Linked DNA regions of Homo sapiens: all the other regions are linked to region 2. The links are chromatin contacts, found by Hi-C or POLR2A ChIA-PET in ENCODE. All regions are on one chromosome and are shown on one strand. Each heading gives the region's core, a stretch centred on a gene start or an enhancer-like site at or near the end of the contact. The rest is flanking DNA. Distances are from core to core; before and after follow the strand shown.

Region 1 (2,700 bases), core at 20-2,519, 1.6 Mb before region 2:
ACTCTAGTTGCAAGCATGCAACTCCACATTCCAGGCACTTCTCAAAAATGGGGTGCACTGGGTTCTACATAAAAGCATTAAAGCGAAGTTAAGCAATCTCTTTATGCCTAAGTTTCTAGGTCTACCAACCTTATCGGGACAACGCGGGAGTTAATATGGAGGGCTGTGTTTTACACCCACTTTGAAAGCACGGCATTGTCTGTTTCTAAAGAATTGTAAACTTTCATGTGTTACATTACAGAAATCTGAACGGAGAGGATTAACCAAATACCATTTGGACTTAAAAGCAGCTTGAGGCCGGGCGCGGTGGCTCATGCCTGTAATCCCAGCACTTTGGGAGGCCGAGACGGGCCGATCACGAGGTCAGGAGATCGAGACCATCCCGGCTAACACGGTGAAACCCCGTCTCTACTAAAAATACAAAAAAATTAGCCGGTGTGGTGGCGGGCGCCTGTAGTCGCAGCTACTCGGGAGGCTGAGGCAGAAGAATGGCGTGAACCCGGGAGGCGGAGCCCAGATCGCGCCACTGCACTCCAGCCTGGGCGACAGAGCAAGACTGTCTCAAAAAAAACAACAAAAAACAGCTTGAAACCTCTTCCAGCCACTCTCCCAGAGTGACGGACATGCAGAAATCTGTATTCCAGCCTCAATTCAAGACAGCCTTCTAGCTGCAGTCCCATTTTCAACATTTCATCAGTGAAAATCCTTTCATTTAAAAAATACTTCAGTGCCTTAGTCTTCTCACCACAACAAAACCACACAGCTGTGGCATGGTTGAAAAAAGAACTCGAACATCTAGGAGCTCCCTGCTTTGAGGGCAAATTTAAATTGCAAGCAGCAAGAGCTAAGGAAAGGCCAGGTATTTCTGCAAAGCTAAGTTTCTCCTAATTAGTAATCTTCTGGGTGTCTAAGAAAAACTTTAGATACAAGAAGGGTTGCCACTTTTCTCAGGAGACTCTTCTGGGAGAGATGATGATGAACCGAACGCCAAGGACTTAGCAGGGGCGAACGACGTCAACAGATGTCCCTCCAGACTCCGGCACCAGCCGGCCGAGCCCAAACGAGTTCTCGCCCCCGACCCCACCCACCGCGGGAGCAGGGTTCGGTCACTCGCAGTGTCAGAGAGGCCCACATCCTCCTAAATTTCCGGCCCTCCCAAAACTTCCGTCTTCCCTAGGTCCAACGGGGTGGACCCAAGGCCCAGGGGCGTCCCCGGAAGTGACGTAGGACGCGCCCTCCATTTTGTGGAGCGCCAGAGCTGCTAAGTGCGTCAGTTGTGGAGTGGCGTAGACGAGTTAAGTCCTGGTCTGCGTGGAGGTCGACGACTCCGTCGCAGACTACGGACCTGTCTGGGTCTCAGCCGCCAAAGACCCCGTCCGGTAGGTGAGTGGCTCACTTTGAGGGCAAGCCTTCTCGGATCGAGGCTTCTTCATGGCCGCTCAGATCGTGAGCGGCCGGGGCTGCTCTCTTTGCGGAGGATGGCGTCTAATGAGCGCAGTTGATTCGAGGTGGGCGCTGGGGCACGTCTCCCTTTTGGCATACTGTTTGAGGGGTACTGAGGTGAAAGGGCGGTCACTGTTCGGGTCGTTTTTACACAGCGGTTGTGCGCCCGTCCCTGCCAGTCTTAATGTCTTCATCTCCTGGACACGTAGAATAGTGGGCCGGGATCTCCCTGACTTTGCTGGCGATGCGGCTGGGCCTTTTGTAGGGCGGCCGCAGTGACCCCCGAGAAGGGGGTTGCTGGGAGGAGAAGGGAAGAGGGAATTTGGCACGCGCAGCTCTGCTGCCTTTGATTCCACCGCCGCCATTTTGTGGCCGCAGAGCGCCCGCCCGCTGCTGTTGGCGCAGGCGCGGTCGAGGCGTCGCGAGATTCTGGCTTCCACCCGCTGTGACGCGCCCGCGAGGCCGCCATTGGGCTGGCTTTGCGGAGGGCGCGGGCGGCTCCGCCCGCACTTCTCGGCCTTTCCTAACTGCGGCAGATGGGAGGGGGCCGGAGAGCCCGGAGAGTGTGCGGCTGCGCAGTTGGAAAGGTGGCAGTGGGCGTTGCGGTTGCTGCGGTCTGGGCCCAGTAGCGGACCGTGTTGGGAGGGAGCTGGGTTTTCATTTTGTCTGCAGGTAACCTGGCCTCATTAGAGGCTCTGTTGGCAATCTCGTTCATAACATCACTGTGTAAACATTTTATGCCGTTGATGTTTTTGATTGTTTAATCAGGCGTTTCTCTGTGACAGTCATTGCTATTATCTCGATTGAATTACTTTCTAATAGGAAGTACTAGCCGGACATCATGAGTGGCTGTCGGGTATTCATCGGGAGACTAAATCCAGCGGCCAGGGAGAAGGACGTGGAAAGATTCTTCAAGGGATATGGACGGATAAGAGATATTGATCTGAAAAGAGGCTTTGGTTTTGTGGTAAGTATTTAGAACTGGGTGAATTATCTGCTAAGTAGGTAGAGTTTTGATAAGCAGTTGTTTTCGATCTTGAGTCCGGGTGGAATATTTGCCTTCAGAAAATGTTACCCAGCCTTATGTCTGAATTTTATTGAGGCTGAAAACAACTTTAACTTGCCGGCTCACTGGAACCCCACTCCCAGTGGCTCCTTGATTAGGTTTGACTGTATGGCAGTGTCGTTAAGATACTCTTCCCATTCTGTCTCCTGATTTCAGTGCTCTTAATGTGTTGTAGAATACTCTTCTAAAGC
Region 2 (2,700 bases), core at 36-2,535:
TTTCATTGACAGGATTTAAACTTGCAAGTGACTTACAAGTTTTGACTGCCTAGTCCTCATATGCTTAGGTTATGCTTTAGGTTTCTAGTTCTGTGGGACTGAGTTAAATAATGGTTTCCCCATGTTCATGGATAGGAATTTTAAAAATTGAGATATAATCCACATACAATGGTATCTATTTTTACTCATTCATTTTGAAATCTAAAGTTTAACTTCTATTCATAATATCCATTTTACTTAGGCAGTGAGTATATAATAACCCTCACCTCAGAAAAGTTTCTACAGTTAAAAGACACGGGCTGAGGAGAGTTCATCTTCATCCTTACTAGCATTTTGGAGTACGTATAAAGGCGTCTGCGGATGCCTAATGATTAAAAAAAAAGTTCCCCTCACCATGGTGAATAGGGTTTTTACGAGAAAAATATGGAGAAAGCAGAGATTATTACCATTGAAAAAGACAAGGTGTTAACAGAAATGGGAGGGTAGCTTGATAGAGTCCAAACTTGACTGAACTCTCTAGGTTAGGGCCAAAGGCAAGTACTGAGGACAGGCATGGACTGTTGCGTTCAACTTGTCAAAAAAGTGGCCAATATGTAGTATGGACCAAGCCTATAGAGGCGCTGAGAATACAGAGATGAATGAGCCAGTTCCTGAAGGAGCCCAGTCTGCGTGTGTTTGCGAGTTGAGAAGAGGAGGAGGGAGGCAGCATGGGGAGTGTGGGGATGGAGGAATTAGATTGAAAGAGAAGGCCGAAAAACTGAATATATAGTAGAAATTTGGGGTGCAGATATGTGCTGCCTAGAAAGGCAGAAACCTGTCCCAGAACCTCTTAATACATTAGTCTCATTTGCCAAATTTGGCCAGATATCATGACTGTGGTCCTCTCGAGATGCCCTCTTGAATCGGCTTAAAAATTATCCTTCCGCAACCACCCCTAGCTTTCCCCACCGCCAGTGCGCCGGGCAGGTTGAAAACTGCACCCACGTTTGCAGCCTCTGCTCTCCGCAGGAGACAGGAATCCAGGGCTTTGCCGTCGTCATAGCAACCAGAAGTTCCGCGGTCCCCTACCCTCCCGCGACTTTTTCCACTTCCTCCGCCTGCAGGGCCCAGCCGCCGCTTCTCTCGCGAGACTTGTGCGCCGCGCTAAGCCGCTCCGTGGTGATCTCACCCGAGACTTGGGGGAGAGGGAGGAGTGAAGGAGGGGAAGGAATGGGGCGGGAGGCGGGGCGGGGAGGGGAAGGGCGAGTGAGGCGCCGCCACTGCCGGCAACTTTGTGAGCGAGTTCAGTGCGTGCGTGAGCGAGTGAGCGAAAAGTCAGTGCAGCGCCGAGTCCCCGGCTGGAGGGTCCCCGGGGAGGGCCAGGTCTGGGCCCCAGAGGCCGCCCCCGCAGCCACTCCATTCCCTCCCGCCTCTGTGGCTCCCTCCCCATTTCCTCCCCCACCGGTCGTTGGGGCCTTCCCGCCCCCGTCCGCACTTACCTGTCCCCTCCCCCATGCGGTACGCACCTCCTCATCCCCCCCCCGGCAACCTCGCGCCCACCTTGGACCTTCGGAGCCCGGACCCCCGCACTTGCTTCCCGTACTGGCCGCCCCCTCAGTTCTTTCTGCTGGCGGGCGGGATGGGGGCGCTGAGCCTCGGGGACGGCGCGAGCGGGGGCCCGGGCGCCTAGACAATAGTTGATGCCCAAGGACGGGGCCACCTCCGCCTTCCCCTCCTCCGGGAGCTCGGCCCCCGCCGGCCCCCCGCCAGCCTGTATTCCGGGTCCCCCTCGGAGCCAGCCTCGGGAATTGGGCTGATTCCACCCCCGCCTCCCTCGGGCCCCCCTCCGCTCCGCGCTCGGCGCCCGCCTCGGGCCGGCCTCGCCGCTCTCCGCAGAGGAGGCGGCGAGTGAGCGCGCGCCGGCCGTCTACACGGTTTCTCTTTCTCCCCAGGGAGAGCGCGCGGCGGACGCGCCCGGGACGCGCGGCGGCACCGGGAGGCCGGGCCGAGCGGTAAGTGGTCCCCGCGCCCGGGTCCTGGGGGGAGCGGGGGTGCAGGACGGCTGACAGCCCCCTGCCCTGTTTCTGGCCGGGGTTGGGGTCCAGGGCCCGGAGCAGGACCCCAGGAGGCCGGTTAAAGTTTGATTTTCGATTTGGTGGCTTGCTGGTAGCTTAGCCCGGCGGGGGCGAGTCCGGCTTCACCGCGCCCGGCGCGCGCGCACGCACCCCAGAACCCGAATCTGCACAACTACTGGGCAGGCGTCTCTGCGGGAGGCCAGGAGACCCGCGTCCCGGTCCGGGCGGTTGCGTCCACCCCGCTGAGCTGGTCGCCACCTGGCGACCCTTCCCCTCCAGTCACCTGGGTGAGCGCTTTGCAGCCTGAGCTGGAGTAGGCAGGCCGAGTTGGTTGAGTTGTGGGAAATGGAGACGAACAGCTCGGTGCCCGAGGGTGGTTAATTTCCCCTTTGGGGGTCTTGGGGACATGAAATTTTGGGATGCTCTAACCTGCTTTCCGGGGAGCGAGTAAACCGCGAAAGGGCTGGGAAGGCGTGAGGGTGCCGCAAAAAGAACTTTTCCTCCTTCGCCCCATCTGTTACCAGCTTCTCTCCTGACCTTAAAGGAAATTTCCGAGGCTCTTAAATCGCTCCACGGCATTTCTAGGTGGACCAGTAATCGTGTTGGGCAGGTTGAAATTTCATCGCGGTTTGGAGAACAGAGAGAC
Region 3 (2,700 bases), core at 131-2,630, 1.7 Mb after region 2:
TTTCTTTTCTTTTCTTTTTTTTTGAGACAATGTCTCACTTTGTTGCCCAGGCTGGAGTGCAGTGGTGCCATCTCGGCTCACTGCAACCTCCGCCTCCAGGGTTCAAGCGATTCTCCTGCCTCAGCCTCCCGAGTAGCTGGGATTACAGGCGCCTGCCACCACGCCTAGTTTATTTTTGTATTTTCAGTAGAGACGGGGTTTTGCCATGTTGGCCAGGGTGGCCTCGAACTCCTAACCTCAGGTGATCCACCCGCCTCGGCCTCCCAAAGTGCTGGGGTTACAGGCGTGAGCCACCGCGCCCGGCCGGTAATCATTTCTGTCACTCAACAAATATTTATTGAGCGCTTGCTATGTACCAGGACCTGTTCTTGCACAAAACAGGCAATCCATGCATTGCTTACATTCACATTCTAGTGGGGGTAGTGACGGACCATAAAATCAGCAAGAAAAATGTATGTTATGATAGATGGTTATGAGTGCTTTAGAGTAAAATTAAGTAGGGGAGGCAGGCAGGAAGTGTGTAGTATGTTTCAATTTTATATTAGGCTGGTCATGGTTTGTCATCTATTTCACCTGGCTCACAGTTCTTGCAGGACAGGAACAAATCTCACTTCCATTTGCCTTCATACTTCCAGCACTTAACACAGCACCAGGAACTCAGGGAGGCAATAACTTTATACTGAATCCGTTTTATGCCTTCCTAGAGGCAAGCAGTTGAGAAAGGCGTGTAACTAGATATTGCCTATAAGGTCCACAATTGGAATAACGTAATCATTTATGATTAATTTTATTCATTTCCATTAACTTAAGCTAAGTTCTTTTAGCACGTTTAGATTACAGAACGAAAGCTGTGTTAACTAGTATTACAGGACTTTTCACGTTTTTCCAAACATCTTCTAGCCACCTCTTTGGCCCTACAACTACGCATAAGCTTTTGCTTTTCAAAAAACCTCCACAGCCTTTGCCAATTATTTGTTGATCTCGAGTAGTTGTTATAACAGCACTTGGGGTTTAACACTAAGGTTGCAGATCGCGCCCAGTTATCAGTTCCTCGAACCTCAAGGAATCACAAAGCAAGGTTCCACCCCCCGAAAAACTACGAAAAGTGAGAAAGCCTCTAACACTCCTCGCGCCGTGCCCAGCCGGAACCTTGACCTCAAGATGGCGTCCCGTAGTCGTAAGATTCAGTCGGCTCCAATCAAACATGGTGGGTCATAATTTACAGTTCGGGCCTTTCTAGTAACCGCTAGACGCTGCTTCTCTATGGTTATTCGTCTCGGCTTGGTGAGTCAGAGCCAACAGCGGAGACGATCTATATACGTTCTTCTCTATGGTTCCGCGCTCCCCGCCCCCGGCCGCAGTGCACGCCGGGCAAGAGGAAGACCTCCATCAGCTCGCCGCGCAGCGCGGCTGTATTTGCGGCCTGTGCGAGTAGGCGCTTGGGCACTCAGTCTCCCTGGCGAGCGACGGGCAGAAATCTCGAACCAGTGGAGCGCACTCGTAACCTGGATCCCAGAAGGTCGCGAAGGCAGTACCGTTTCCTCAGCGGCGGGTGAGTTTGTGTCTCTGAACGCGTGTGGAAACCGGGAGACCGGGTGCCTCAGCTGGTGGAGGAGGAAAAGCCGGGGTGGCTGCGAAAGCGCCAGGGTGGGGTAGAGGTAAGGGGGAGCGCGGAGGCGGGGGTGGGGGAGGGGTCGGCACGAGGCTTGGTTTCTTCTCTTCTCTAAGGCCTGGAAAAGCTGTGGGCCCAGCCGTAGCTGGTGGAGGCCAGACCTACGGCTTGAGCTTTCCGTCTTGCATTGTCGCCCACTTTCCCTTTCCCTTCCACGTTCCGCCGCGGAGTGAATCGTCTCTGCCCCCCCTGGGCTCCACGTTAGATACAAAACGATCGATCTGCCCCAGGGGAGCCCTTCCCTGAGCCCCCTTACTTACCGGAGCCCCACAGTAGGTTTTCGGGCCTGGGACACTCTCGCCCCAGCCGTTGCCTTGAAGTTAGCCTCTACCCACCCTTTTTAGCGAGGTGCTGGCCACCAACGGATATCTTTCCCTTCCTCTTTGGCCATCTAGAGCCCGCCACCAAGTGAACTGGGCCCCACCCCCTTGGAATTGAGCTAATACCTACCTTTTTAGCAGTCTCCTGGCTTGCTTAAGATAGTCATGAATTTTGCCATCCTGCCTCTTTTGCGCATTGGAGGGTGCAGTAAACTGTATATCGCCATTCATTCTAGGCGATTACTAAGCTCCACATTAAAATGTTACTTTCTCATTTTTCTTTGGTCGTCAATCCTGCTTTTAAATACGGTTTTCCGGAATAGACGTAGGACTATGAAGATTTTTCGGAGGTTATGTAATATGGATTTGTATTGCCATGGAAATGCCATTTTGATACTGGGCAGAGTGGAGCCAAGAGAAGGGAAGAGATTGGACCTCTGTTGCACCCTACTGCTGTATTAGTGTGAAGTACTCTGTGTATTAGGCCGTGGGCAGTAATGTATAAATAATTTTTGTATAGTCTTTGGAGCTTTTAATTTTTTTAAAGGCTATTTCCAAAAACATTCAGAGGACTTGAAAGGGATTAAGTTGGTCATAAGTTACTCATGATTCAAGTGAATCTTATAGTATTCTAATTCATTTAACTTAAAGCCTTGGTTTTTCTTTTTCTTTTTTCTTTTAAGCTTTGGTTTTTGTTCCTCTGTAAAA
Region 4 (2,700 bases), core at 8-2,507, 1.6 Mb after region 2:
CACCCAATAGCACCCCTTTCAGAGCGACACTAGTTTTCCGAGGCCACCCCTGGCTCCGCGATCGCGAGCGGACTTGGCGGCTTAACAGTTCCACTGACTGGAAGGAAGGAAGGAAGGAAGGAAGGAAGGAAGGAAGGAAGGAAGGAAGGAAGGAAGGAAGGAAGGAAGGAAGGAAGGAAGGATGAAAAGGAGGAGGAAGGCAGGCAGGCAGAAATTGGCTGTTGGACCCGGGGCTGGCCCCCGCGAGTCCTCGCCCGGCCCGCCCCACTCTGTCCAGGATCTGGGCAAGCGCTCAAAGTCTCCCCGAGGCGGCCAGAGGCACCTGCCCCTCGCCCGGCCGGGAGCAGACGCTGCCCCCTCGGGCCAGGAGCCCCAAAACCGCCTCTCCGCCTGCCTCAGCGCCTCACCCAGAGGTGGCGAGAACACCATTCATAAGACCTGCGGCTTCCCTGCCTCCAAATCCACCCCAAGTTAACCCGAGTCGTTAATCCACTAAAGCCAGCTCGCTCGCAAATACACGAGCAGACACACGCTCGATCGCCCGGAGCGCCTCCGAGATCCGGGGGCTGCCGGGGAAAGCCCGGGGCGACCACCTGGGCCCCAGCACGCCCGGGACCCGCTGCTTCCCCCGCGGTGCTCCAACTCCGGAAGGTTTGCACAAACTCCCCGCGAGCGATCGGAAGGCGAAGAGCGCCCTGCAAACTCCGGAGCCTCCGCGGTCCGTCCGCTGGACCCAGCGGACCCAGCGGCGGGGCGGGGGCCGCGGGCTCGGGGGCGCGGGGCTCGGCCAAGTACACCGAGGCGGCCACTGCCCGACGCTCGCCCCCCGCCCAGCAGCCCCCGAAGCCGCGCTCCCTGCCCGCGAGGCGGGGGACTCCGGGGACCGCGCCGTCCCCGAGCTCCCGCGACCCTCCTGCTGTAGAGCGCTCGAGCGCCGGGCTTCTCCGCCTGCAACCCCTATATCTGGCTCTCTCTGCAATTTAGCAGAACACAAATGTAACAATTTTCTTCTTGTTAATTGCATCTCCTGACATTTCTGCGCGTTGGGGGAAAAAAAGAAGATGAAGAAGTAAGAGCTGAAAGAAGAGAGAAGCCCCGCCGCGGCTGGAGGCGCCTGCAAGCGCAATGCTCTGGCAGCGCTCGCCACGCAGAAGGCGCCTTTTTTTTCATATTGAAACCACGCGGAATATGTACATTTTTTAGTCTTACTTACGCTTTCAGGGGGTTGTGAATGACAGTCGCCATTTTGCTACAATGTAACAGAATATTGTCTCAGAGTTCTAAAGGTTCGCTCAGGGGAAGCGACGGGCCAATCACAGCGCGGGATACCGGCCCGCCGGCCAATCGGCGCTGCTGGTAGCTAGGTGGGCGGGGCCTGCGCCGTGGTAGTTATTAGGAGAGCTGTCAAAGCCCAGAGGTCACTCCCTTTTGTAGAGCCCGAGAGCCAGCAGGTCTTAAAGGGGCAGTACAGCGCTGGTAGCTCCTTTTCGGGCTGGGGAAAGTGGAGACGCACGGGAGAGTATTATAGTTTGGTTTAACTCCCTACTTTTCTAAATAACTGCAGAAGAGTTTGCGCTCCCGGACAGAAATATTTAAATATTGCCAGCAAGCCACTGAATCCTATTCATTAGCCTTTGGCTTTGCGTATCAACATTTTTAATCCCCCAAAGGGTAAATCCCCGTGTTTCAGTGCAAAAGTTGGAAGGCTGCCGTTTCGTGTTAACAAATTACTACATGTGCTCTGCCGTTTGCTAATGCTCTGGGTCCTGCCGCTTTTTAATATTCTTATTCCCGAAGTGTTCTCTTTATCTCGGCCACCTTCCTCTCTCGCTTCTTGGAACTGTCGCTGCTGTTCCTGGCGACTCCAGGACAGCAACTCACCCTCCCCCTGGAACGTCTCAATGTCAGGCTCGCTCCCTCCTGCAGCCAGGGCTTTCCTTACGTAGTGCAGGGGGGTTACTCTGCGCGGTTCCCCGCTACCACCCCTTCGGTTCTTCCCTCTACACCAGAAACTTCCAAAATGCTCAGATTCCTGCTAGGTGGTGGGACCTGGAGCTCTGATCTTTAGGCTTAGGGGTAGGGAGGACTTAAGGCAACCTTTGGAAACTTTCTACTGCTAGGAAGCAAGTGACTAGGCAGAAGTTGTAGAGCCTGGACTGGGTGTTATCAGGGTCCCTTTAGAGGAGTGGCACACGCGATTCTGGCGTCACCTTTCACTACTTAGATAGAAGGTGGAAAGAATTTGCTAATGAATAATCCGATGTGACCCGAGGCGTCCAATGAGTCTGTGTCTGCTTCAAGTCAGTGTGAACTCTTCACTGGCGAGCCCCTGACAAAATTGGGAGACTTCTGCGAAGTCAGGCTTCCACTGGGCACCGGGAAGCTCTGGGGGGATGAAATCGCATTAAATCGCGAATAGGGTAGGGGCCTCGTTAGCATACAGAAGTCTGGCTACCATTCCAAAGCTGTTTAATCAGATCAAATAGCTAAGATAGTGGGGGAGGGGTGGCAAGGGGAGAGAAGTTGCCAAATTGCCAGTTCTTCAAAGCTATGCCCTCTCGCTTCCTTTTGCTCCTCTCAAGACAATGAATAAAATAAAATAAACATTCCAGAATTTTAAGAGTTCAACTACATACACTATTAGATTTACAGATAAACAGAACGTGGCTGAATCACTATGTTTTTAAAAGATTTGAAATC
Region 5 (2,700 bases), core at 17-2,516, 1.2 Mb after region 2:
GTCTATGGACCATATTTGGAGAAACACTGAGATACAAGGAGGCTATTTTCAGCCCAATAAAAGATAGGATTTGGGTTATAGTGGTACCCCAAAGATGAGATGACATGCCTTAAGAGGCAGCATTCTCATCATTGAAGAAATAAAAGCAGAGACCAATCTCTTATTGTCATGAGGGGATTCACGAAATTGGATGAGTCATTGGACTAGCTGACCCCTAAGCCACCCTCCAATTCTGTGGGTGGATGATCCTCTGTGCTTGCTTCTTCTCCTAGTCCGTGTATGGCGTGACTGAAGAGTCCCAGGCACAGAGCCCGGTGCATGTACTCAGCCAACCAATCAGGAAAACAACAAAAGAGGACATCCGGAAACAGGTGAATGAATTGACAGCTTGCACTCTCAGGAGGAGACGTGGCCAGTTTAAAAACCCTTTCAAATGTTCAACTCTGAAGATTGAGCAAGCTTTGAGTTCCTGGAAACCACAGTGGAACCCAGCTGTGGGTGATTGAACCTTTTAAGTGCTGTGTGTGAACAAGCCACGGAAGCTTGAGAGAAAGAATTCTCTACCCAGTTCCTCCAGCAGTTACTAGAAAAGGGCGTAAATGAGTCATCCCATGCCTTGGGGTAACTGCTGTAATGGGGTTTCCCACAGTCCGCTGTGGGAGCTGGAGGAAGGAGGGGGCTCATGTCACACAGTCCTTATAATTGGAATGCACCAGCTCAGGATGGTCTACTTTATTGCTGTGATTTGAAAGGAAAGTTTAAGAATAAATAAAGCTCTACTCCCAATGCCATTTCAGCATTACTTGGTTGAATGTTATTTTCTTTCATGATGAGCAGCCCAGGTCAACAGACAATGGCTAATTATATTACTTCCTTCTGATATTTACTGGTAACAAAGCAACCTACTGTTTATATTATGCCTTGCTGGTTCCTAGAGGGCAAAACCCAAAGGAGTAAACTTTGAGGTGCTTGCCCTTGACAAGTTTATTATCTGATGGGTAAGAGGTAATGGATATATGAAAAAAAAAAGCTATTTGGCGGGGCTCGGGGCTCGGTGGCCCACACCTGTAATCCCAGCACTTTGTGAGGCTGAGGCAGGTGGATCATCTGAGGTAAGGAGTTTGAGACCAGGCTGACCAATATGATGAAACCCCATCTCTACTAAAAATAGAAAAAAGTTAGCCGGGCTTGGTGGCGTGTGACTATAATCCCAGCTACTCGGGAGGCTGAGACAGCAGAATCACTTGAATCTGAGAGGTGGAGGTTGCAGTGAGCTGAGATCATGCCGCTGCACTCCAGCCTAGGCAACAGAATGAGACTCTGTCTCAAAAAAAAAAAAGAAAAAAAGAAAAAAAAACCACACAGAAAAAAAGCTATTTGATGATTCCAGTCAAGCATGCCAAGGACATGGGTGTGACGTGCCTGTGAAAGGTGGGCAGAGGAGGGGTCACTGGGGATTGTTCAAAACAGGTATTTATGGGGCACATTTCACCTGTCCATGCTGTTGCTAAGCTACGTAGAAAATACATTGCCTTTAAATTTTGGAAAGCAAGACTTAAATCACACCACAGTATAGGAGGAGATGAGACAAAGGCTAAATTGCAGAATATGAATCTTGTATGATAGGGATGTCCAGAGGCACAAGTAATTTGCTGGAGGGCAGAGCTGAGGGAGTTGGAGATGTCTGGCCAGAGGAGGTATTTGGATCTTGGTGGAAATGCAGGATTTGGGTTTGTGGAGCGAGGGGAAAAAAATAATTTTAGTTTGGTCTTAACATCTGTGTTCTCTATTTTCCCAGATAACATTTTTGAACGCACAGATCGACAGACATTGTTTGAAAATGTCCAAAGTGGCTGAAAGGTATGTTTTCCTTTAATAATATTACTACTTTCTTCTAATTTAACAGGGAAGAAATGTTACAGGGTTATGGTTAACGAATGTGTTCAATGCCAAGAGTTAGACTGTAGTTATTCCTTAGACTGGGGTGCAGAAAAACCCACAGGCTCCATGTGAGTATAACTAAGATAACAGACCTCCCTTGAGTGATGTCAAGAAATGTTCCGTTGCTAAGGCTTTACAGGGGGTGGCCACGGGACCTTGTCAATCAAGGAAGAATGTCCTTTAAAGCTACATAATGCACCTTTGCCTTCAGCCTCTGGATTAATTCAAATGGAAATTGCTCCCCTTTCAGCTATAAAATGCCCAGATTCACTTTATAGGGGAAAAGAAATTATGTGTGTCCTTTGAGGTGCTGGCTGCATAGACAGGAGGGGACTGGATCATCGGGAAGTGTTCCGCCTCCACACGCCATCAACCACTGAACTGCATCGAATCAGCTGTAAAGAAAATATTTGGCCCCTCCAGCCTGGCTTCCACAGCGGTGTGTGTGCTTCATTCTGCACCAGTAGCTAGTTCCACTCCGTTAACTCATGGGAGACTCAATTTTATCAACTAAATGGTCTGTTTTTTTAACTCTTCCGTGAAGATGGGAGACCACATGGGGAATCTATATGGAATAAATCTAACCAGGCAGCTCAGTAGTGAACATTTATTCATCCATATGCTACCGTTAAAGCAATGACCAATTGCTTAAGGAATCAAGAGCTTAAGTTGGGTCTTGGTATTTATTGGATGTCAGATAAACTGAGTCTTTTAAGCCCAGCTCCTACAGGGGGCTGGCTGTGAGAGCCATCTATAAGC

Evidence for each region. Hi-C counts contacts between places; a loop is a spot of excess contacts on that map. ChIA-PET counts read pairs that join two places held with the same protein, here RNA polymerase II (POLR2A). Pooled maps may share reads with other maps.
Region 1: a map of CD8-positive, alpha-beta T cell shows a loop between it and region 2 (8-fold over the local background). The contact joins the promoter of SRSF5 here to the promoter of SIPA1L1 in region 2. A Hi-C loop is called at or near these places in 2 of 168 maps with a recorded cell type or tissue (CD4-positive, alpha-beta memory T cell and CD8-positive, alpha-beta T cell) and 13 of 50 pooled maps. POLR2A ChIA-PET finds 5 or more read pairs at or near these places in 3 of 52 experiments (AG04450, CD4-positive, alpha-beta T cell and CD4-positive, alpha-beta memory T cell).
Region 3: a loop to region 2 is called in a map of CD8-positive, alpha-beta T cell, with 16 times the contacts of the local background. The contact joins the promoter of RBM25 here to the promoter of SIPA1L1 in region 2. A Hi-C loop is called at or near these places in 3 of 168 maps with a recorded cell type or tissue (CD8-positive, alpha-beta T cell, heart right ventricle and naive thymus-derived CD4-positive, alpha-beta T cell) and 7 of 50 pooled maps. POLR2A ChIA-PET finds 5 or more read pairs at or near these places in 1 of 52 experiments (CD4-positive, alpha-beta T cell).
Region 4: a loop to region 2 is called in a map of CD4-positive, alpha-beta memory T cell, with 10 times the contacts of the local background. The contact joins the promoter of DPF3 here to the promoter of SIPA1L1 in region 2. A Hi-C loop is called at or near these places in 2 of 168 maps with a recorded cell type or tissue (CD4-positive, alpha-beta memory T cell and naive thymus-derived CD4-positive, alpha-beta T cell) and 7 of 50 pooled maps.
Region 5: a loop to region 2 is called in a map of naive thymus-derived CD4-positive, alpha-beta T cell, with 5 times the contacts of the local background. The contact joins the enhancer-like site here to the promoter of SIPA1L1 in region 2. A Hi-C loop is called at or near these places in 1 of 168 maps with a recorded cell type or tissue (naive thymus-derived CD4-positive, alpha-beta T cell), 5 of 37 single-sample maps with no recorded cell type and 7 of 50 pooled maps.

The regions. Positions count from the first base shown.
Region 1 is chr14:69,765,873-69,768,572 of GRCh38, forward strand. It overlaps SRSF5 (serine and arginine rich splicing factor 5), which reads left to right and starts at 1,270. Exons shown (of 8, transcript NM_001320214.2): 1 at 1,270-1,383; 2 at 2,266-2,410. The coding sequence starts at 2,285. It overlaps LOC100289511 (a long non-coding RNA gene), which reads right to left and starts at 1,841. Exons shown (of 1, transcript NR_029378.1): 1 at 411-1,841. RefSeq lists enhancers at 1,137-1,186, 1,227-1,276, 1,386-2,150, 2,147-2,196.
Region 2 is chr14:71,319,191-71,321,890 of GRCh38, forward strand. It overlaps SIPA1L1 (signal induced proliferation associated 1 like 1), which reads left to right and starts at 1,286. Exons shown (of 24, transcript NM_001386936.1): 1 at 1,286-1,313; 2 at 1,932-1,991. It overlaps SIPA1L1-AS1 (SIPA1L1 antisense RNA 1), which reads right to left and starts at 2,658. Exons shown (of 4, transcript NR_184180.1): 1 at 2,484-2,658. RefSeq lists an enhancer at 765-924 and a silencer at 1,185-2,204.
Region 3 is chr14:73,057,154-73,059,853 of GRCh38, forward strand. RBM25 (RNA binding motif protein 25) reads left to right here and starts at 1,381. Exons shown (of 19, transcript NM_021239.3): 1 at 1,381-1,552. It overlaps RBM25-AS1 (RBM25 antisense RNA 1), which reads right to left and starts at 2,300. Exons shown (of 2, transcript NR_184256.1): 1 at 2,123-2,300; 2 at 1-1,604. RefSeq lists enhancers at 658-1,622, 694-1,893, 946-1,485.
Region 4 is chr14:72,892,844-72,895,543 of GRCh38, forward strand. It overlaps DPF3 (double PHD fingers 3), which reads right to left and starts at 1,258. Exons shown (of 11, transcript NM_001280542.3): 1 at 1,214-1,258. The coding sequence starts at 1,245. RefSeq lists an enhancer at 1,218-1,512.
Region 5 is chr14:72,476,470-72,479,169 of GRCh38, forward strand. RGS6 (regulator of G protein signaling 6) reads left to right here. Exons shown (of 18, transcript NM_001204424.2): 11 at 273-371; 12 at 1,799-1,860. Among named protein-coding and RNA genes, the nearest start is that of MIR7843, 39 kb to the right of the region's middle. RefSeq lists an enhancer at 329-538. Within about 2 kb of position 1,267, at least 2 of the 41 ENCODE cell types and tissues checked have a DNase peak (open chromatin) inside an H3K27ac peak, as active enhancers do.